Linked DNA regions of Homo sapiens: region 2 is linked to region 1. A link is a contact called in ENCODE Hi-C or POLR2A ChIA-PET data. All regions are on one chromosome and are shown on one strand. Each heading gives the region's core, a stretch centred on a gene start or an enhancer-like site at or near the end of the contact. The rest is flanking DNA. Distances are from core to core; before and after follow the strand shown.

Evidence for each region. Hi-C counts contacts between places; a loop is a spot of excess contacts on that map. ChIA-PET counts read pairs that join two places held with the same protein, here RNA polymerase II (POLR2A). Pooled maps may share reads with other maps.
Region 2: a loop to region 1 is called in a map of ascending aorta, with 5 times the contacts of the local background. The contact joins the enhancer-like site here to the promoter of SCGB1A1 in region 1. A Hi-C loop is called at or near these places in 16 of 168 maps with a recorded cell type or tissue (CD4-positive, alpha-beta memory T cell, CD8-positive, alpha-beta T cell, Caco-2 and 12 more), 4 of 37 single-sample maps with no recorded cell type and 24 of 50 pooled maps. POLR2A ChIA-PET finds 5 or more read pairs at or near these places in 10 of 52 experiments (BJ, Caco-2, GM12878 and 6 more).

The regions. Positions count from the first base shown.
Region 1 is chr11:62,417,265-62,420,627 of GRCh38, forward strand. SCGB1A1 (secretoglobin family 1A member 1) reads left to right here and starts at 1,769. Exons shown (of 3, transcript NM_003357.5): 1 at 1,769-1,886. The coding sequence starts at 1,832. All of the region lies in intron 1 of LOC102723765 (a long non-coding RNA gene), which reads right to left. RefSeq lists a silencer at 793-1,087.
Region 2 is chr11:62,379,212-62,382,574 of GRCh38, forward strand. The region is part of intron 4 of ASRGL1 (asparaginase and isoaspartyl peptidase 1); the gene reads left to right. Among named protein-coding and RNA genes, the nearest start is that of SCGB1A1, 38 kb to the right of the region's middle. RefSeq lists an enhancer at 2,934-3,363. Within about 2 kb of position 1,759, at least 2 of the 41 ENCODE cell types and tissues checked have a DNase peak (open chromatin) inside an H3K27ac peak, as active enhancers do.

The DNA of each region.
Region 1 (3,363 bases), core at 519-3,018:
CTTTTTTTTTTTTTTTTCTGAGACGGAGTTTTGCTCTTGTTGCCCAGGCTGGAGTGCAATGGCGTGATCTCAGCTCACCGCAATCTATGACTCCCAGATTCAAGCAATTCTCCTGCCTCAGCCTCCCAAGTAGCTGGGATTACAGGTGCCCACCACCACATCCAGCTAATTTTTGTATTTTTAGTAGAGACGGGGTTTCATCATGTCAGCCAGGCTGGTCTCAAACTCCTGACCTTAGGTGATCCACCTGCCTCAGCCTCCCAAAGTCCTGGGATTACAGGCATGAGCCACCCTGTCTGGCCTTTTATTTGTTTATTTATTTTTATTTATTTATTTATTTTTGAGGAGTTCTTGAAGTGCCACGCAATGCCTCTCCATGTCTATCTACCCCAGTTCCCGACTCCTAGCACCACATCTGGCACATCATAGGTGGTCAGCATTTATTGGATGAATGAATGGATCAATATTTGATTGAGTCTTGAAGTACGAATAGAATTTGGCGAAGTGGACAAGGCAGGAAATGTGTATTCAGGCATGAGGCTTAGCTTGTGCATAGGTAGAAAGGCATGAAAAAACATGGAACATTCTCGAATCCACAAATAGTAAGAGAGGGCTAAGTCGTTGTGTGGGGGAGAGGAGAAATGAAGTTCAAATGGTAGGCAAAGGTCAGTGGGCAAGGGCCTTGTAAATTGCACTTGAATTTTATTCTTTAGGCAAAAGGAAGAGTTTAAGGGTTTCAAGAAGAAGGACACGACCAGTGGGTTTTAGGAAGATCATTCTGATGGCCTTTCAGAGGATGGCTGAGGAGAGCTAGCAGGGAGGCAGGGAGGTCGAGTCAGGGGATTTTGACCAGGCCAGGTTAGGTGCTATGAGGCCCGGGCTTTGGAGAAGAACCAGGAAATGGCAACTGGAGGCAAGAAAGGGGAGAAGGCCAAAGCCTGGGAACCATCAACACTTAAGAACAGTAAAGAATAAACATCTAAAGAGAACAAGAAGGAATGGCCAGAAGAAGGAAAACAGGAAAGAACTGAGGCGTGGGAGCGCAAGAGAGAGAATGGTTCGAGAAGGAAGCAGTCACAGGTGTCAAGGCCATTGGGAGGTCAAGTGAGATAAGGACTGAAGGTCCCACCAATTGGGCCATCAGGAGCACAGGACTTGAGAGCACTTCTGGGTGGGAACAGACCCAGCCTGGGGCAGGGCTCAGGTTTCTGATGGGAATTCTGGAAGGGTCCCTTTTATTCAACATGCTTCAATCCAGGGGCCCCCGAAGTCTGACCACAGCAATGCTCCAAACCATGTGTCTTTCCTGGCTTAAGGTTCAGTCGCCCTCCTCAGAGGGGAGCCTATGAAAGAGCCCAGTGGAGTGTCAGGGTCCTGAGTCCTAGTCCTAGTCCTGTCCCTGCCACTTGTGAGGGAACTTGGGCCTCAGTTTCTCCAGGTGGGCTCCACAATTGCTTCTCTTGATCTGGACTGCCCCAGTGCCCAGGTTCAGTGAGTGACACAGGCAGCTGGGTTTCCACATCCTCTGACTTGGGTTCCCTTCACTGCCTCCAGGCAGGGCTCGGCCCTCCACCCCCAAGTGGCCCATTGTGTGAGCTCAGTTTCAGTGGGGACAGAAACTGGGTTGAGAAAAGGGAATATTTACCTATCCCACCAAGCCAATGCCAAGTAAATAGTGCAGTATCTTATGTAGAGCCCTTGCCCTGCCCTTCCCCATCTGGGTGCTGCTGCCTAGAGCATATAAAAGGCACCTTGCTGGGCATGTCTCATACTAGCCCACCAGACTCAGAGACGGAACCAGAGACGGGCCAGAGCATCCCCCTCCTCCACCATGAAACTCGCTGTCACCCTCACCCTGGTCACACTGGCTCTCTGCTGCAGCTCCGGTGAGTGCTCAGAGACCCTTCCCTCCCTCCTGGACTTAGGAACTCTCAGGACCCCCCAGTTCTGCTCAGAAGAAGGAGTGAGCTGCCCATTCCTGCTCTGGAGCTGCTGGGAGGACCTGGGCATGCTGAGTCTCAGAAAACTGGGTCTGGTGAGCAAGCTCATCTTGGAAACTTGGAGAGAGCCCCAGGCTGTAAGGAAGCCTAAAAAGGGTCCCATCTTCTATATCCAACAACCCTCAGAATCCCAGGGAATGGAATAGCCTGGAGGGAGGAGTGGAGAATACCCCATAAAGATGAGTACATCCAGCATAGGAATAATGAGGCCCTCATCCCAGATCTGGACAGACTCCAAGATGCTGAGACCTTGGTGCAGCCTCCAAGTCTGGGGTCTCCACTCCATGCTGGCAGCTGAAGTCACTGGAAGGGGAGCTGCAGGGACTCGTGACCCCAAAAGAAACCCAACCCAAGACAAGGTCTCTCATTCTGGGCACAGAGGAATATTCCAGAAAGAGAGCTTCCCTTTGGGGAACTGCCAACCCAGAGTGAAGTTTTCTAAACATTTCCGTCCTCTGCAAAAGGGATTAGGAGTCTCTGAGTAGTTGCTGCTGTCACTAAAAGGAAAAGAACTGTGGGGGGAAGAGGGGCAGAAAGAGAGACGGAGAGAGGGGGAGAAAGGAAGGAAAGAAGGATCACAGCTCTCTCCAAGATCCCCCGTCTTTGGGGAACTGGGTTATCTAACTCTGTTTTTCACTCTGCGTCAGCCTCTTCCATTCTCATCTGAAAATGCTGTTGTTATTTTTTAATAAACAAACTCCAATTAATTCACTTGGAAAGCTTCACAACACCCATGGAGATAAGTTTTATGACCCTGGGGAGTTAGAAAACCCAAACCAAGAAGCAGTAGGAACAACTATTTTGCAGAGAGGTTTATTTGTTTTTCAGAGAAAATGACATCATTTTGGACTGAAATGTGTATTAATTAGAAGATCTCAGTGCTGTCTGCGTACAGAGGTGGGTGGCTGAGCAAGATAGGACTGCAACATGTTAAGGGGTGGGTCAGAGATGCATTTGTCTATTTGTGTGCACATGCATACAATATTTAACACTTACTTCACACAATGTGCCAATCACTGTCACCCTTTCACATAATATCTCTTTTCATTCTTTTTTTTTTTTTTTTTTGAGACAGAGTCTCGCTCTGTTGCCAGGCTGGAGTGCAGTGGCGCGATCTCAGCTCACTGCAACCTCCGCCTCCCGGGTTCAAGCGATTCTCCTGCCTCAGCCTCCCAAGTAGGTGGGATTACAGGCACGCACCACTGCACCCAGCTAATTTTTGTATTTTTAGTAGAGACAGGGTTTCACCATGTTGGCCAGGATGGTCTCCATCTCTTGACCTCGTGATCCACCCACCTAGGCCTCCCAAAGTGCTGGGATTAGGCGTGAGCCACCATGCCTGGCCTCTCTTTTTATTCTTACA
Region 2 (3,363 bases), core at 509-3,008, 38 kb before region 1:
GTCCTGTAACAGCCTTTCATTTAGGCCAATTTTTTGGCCACTGGTTTAAAGCAATGATAGAGACATCTGCTCCAGTGTCTACCAACCCTTCAAACTGTTTTCCTTGAATAATGGCCTTACACACAGGTCTGCTCTCTGAGAACTGACTTGCCCAATATGCAGCCTTTCCTGCCGGATCAGTGCTTCCAAACCCTCCTTTCTATTTATCTCACTGTTTCCAACCTTAATATAAGGCAGGAGTAACAACTGAGCAATCCTGTCTCCTGGACTGGCACTGCAAGGAATTGAGGAGCTAATAACCAATTGAATTTCACCTTTGTAGTCTGAATCAACCACACCAGTATGAATTTGAACTCCCTTTAGATTTAGACTTGATCTTCCTAAGATTAGTCCTACAGTCCCCTCAGGCAGGGGGCCATATACCCCTGTGGGAATTTTTTGTGGGGGCTCCCCTGAAAGCAGAGAGACTGCTTGTATAGTACATAAATCTACTGCTACACTGCCGCTTGTGGCAGGGGACAATTGTTGTATTGTGGTAACTGGCTCATTCCCTGAGGCACTTGTGACAGTGGGGGTTGTTGTCCCTGAAAACCCTGAGGAACAAAGGGCTGAACTGGGAATGCCCCAGTTTGTTGCAGGGCCTGAGGCTGGCCCCTTTGCTGTTTCCTGACAATAGTTGCCCATTTCTATCAAATTTAGAATTTGATAGAATTCTAATAGTGTTTTTCTTTTTTACATCTTGGACATAAGTCGGGTGGCTCTTTATCTGTTGTTGTTGTAGTAGCTTGAATAGTTATATTTTGTTTTTTTGAGGCTGGGCAATTCTTTTTTAGATGACCAATTTGACCACAATTATAACATTTTCCCCCAAATGTTCTAACTTGTCCTCCTAAAGCAACTCCCATTATTGCTTGAGCCATAAGCATAGTTTTATGCATAGCTCCTCCAATTCCATCATAGGCTTTTACGTACTCTGAGATTACATCTGATCCTGTGGGAACCTTCCCTTTTAATGGCTTAGTGGCTGATTGACACTCAGGATTGGCGTTTCCATATGCCATCAACTCCACTATGACCTTACGGGCATTTTCATCGGTAATTGACTTTTGAGCAGCATCTCGGAGCCTTGCCACAAAATCAGGGTAGGGCTTTTTAGAGCCTTGTCTTATTGTATTGAATGAGGGGCAGGTGGTTCCTGGGTCTTGGATTTTTTTCCCAGGCCCTAAGGCAGATAGCTCTAACTTGCTCAATGGCCTCATTTTGCATTATTGCTTGTTGATTAGTAGTGCTCCAATTTTGACCTTTTCCTAATAGTTGATCTGCATCTATGTTAACTGGAGGATTGGCAGCCCTATTACTTCAGACCTGTTCTTGTGCCCCATCAATCCACCAACTCTTAAATTGTAAAAATTGAGACAGTGAGAGTGATGATTTGGCCAAAATCTCCCAATCATAAGGAATGAGTCTATGTCCATGAGCAGTGGAACCTAATAATGTTCTCATATAAGGGGAGTTGGGTCCATACTGTTTTACTCCCTCTTTCATATCTTTTAACATTTTTATAGAAAAGGACTCATATCTGGCCCCAACTAGGGTAGGCGCTCCTTCTTGGGCCCCTTCTCCAGGTGGCATCGGTACTGGGAATTGCCACGCCTCAATATCTCCTTGTTTCCTTGCCTTATCAATAATTTTATGTAATGCACTACCTTGTCCACTAGGTGGTGCTGTAGGATAAAGTCTTATAGTGGGCGGCTGAGGCTATAGCGCCCTGCCCTGTGGTGCTGGAAACACTCCTGGCTGTCCATACTGATTTTCTGGGGGCGGCCGATACTGAAGTTCGGCTGGCGGCCAGTATTGATAGGCTACTGGCGGTTGGGTCTTATTTTCTACCGGCTGATATTGTGGATACTGTATTTGGATTGGCGTTGCCATGACAGAGACTCTCTATTTGATATTCTCTTGGGGTTTGTACTTGTCTAACCTGCATTTGAGGTTGTAATGTTACAGGCATCTGAACCGCTGGAAGAGGAGTTGGCCATCATGGTTTAGACTCTGATGGCCCCGCTAATTCTGGACCTTTTTCTTCTAATTCTAATGCTTCAGGATATATTACCTCCTGTAATTGATTGTAGTCAACATTTTGCATTGACCGAGCCATTACAGACTCTGCTACATATTTACAATGTGAACTTTTGAACTTTCCATTCCTTTCTGGGATTCTATCCCTGCCTATTCTTCACAATCTATTACACAGCTTTCAGGGGCATCAGCAACTGAAACGCTATCTTCTCCTGTTTGAAACAGTTCTAAATTAGCTGCTTTAATAATGGCCCAATCATTCCATACGGTAAGTGGGATGATTTTACCCTTCCTACTTGCTTGTTTTAATTCTTTGCCAATTTTTTCCCAATCTTTTAGATCTAAAGTTCCCTGTTCTAGAAACCATGGGCAGAATTGTTCTACTGTTTGAAATAGCGTGATTAGATTTTTTTGTAGAGACTCTAACTCCCCCCTTTTTAAAAGAATTTTAATAAAGCTGAGATAAGAGGCATATTTACTTTCAGTTTGCCCCATTGTTACCCTAGGTTCTTCCGAGGGCACAAGCTTACCACAAGACTGACTGTAGACGTACTCGGGAATCTCTCATCAACTTGTTCTCAATGACCACGCTCTAGCTCACCTTCACCCTAGAGAAAAGCACCCACGTTGGGCACCAGATGAAGGGGTGGCCAGCCCCTCTACACCTGTGGGCGTTTCTCATCAGGTGGGACGAGAGACTGAGAAAAGAAATAAGAGGCTGGGTGCGGTGGGTCACGCCTGTAATCCCCGCACTTTGGGAGGCCGAGGCCGGTGGATCACGAGGTCAGGAGATCGAGACCATCCTGGCTAACAGGGTGAAACCCCATCTCTACTAAAAATACAAAAAATTAGCCGGGCCCAGTGGCGGGTGCCTGTAGTCCCAGCTACTCAGGAGGCTGAGGCAGGAGAGACAGAGACAACGTATAGAGAAAAAAAAGTGGGCCCAGGGGACCGGTGCTCAGCATACGGAGGACCCCCACCGGCAACAGTCTCTGAGTTCCCTCAGTATTTACTGATCATTATCTCTACCATCTGGAGAGGGGGATGTGGCAGGACAATAAGTTAATAGAGAGGAGAGGGTCAGCAGGAAAACATGTGAACAAATGTCTCTGTGTCATAAATAAGGAAAGGTGCTATGCCTTGATGTGCATGTATACAAACATTAAAGAGCAGTATTGTCGCTAGCACCTCTCACCTCCAGCCCTAAGGCTGTTTTCTCCTATCTCAGTAAATAGAACATACAATCGGGTTTTAAACCCAGACATTCTATTGCCCAGGGACAAG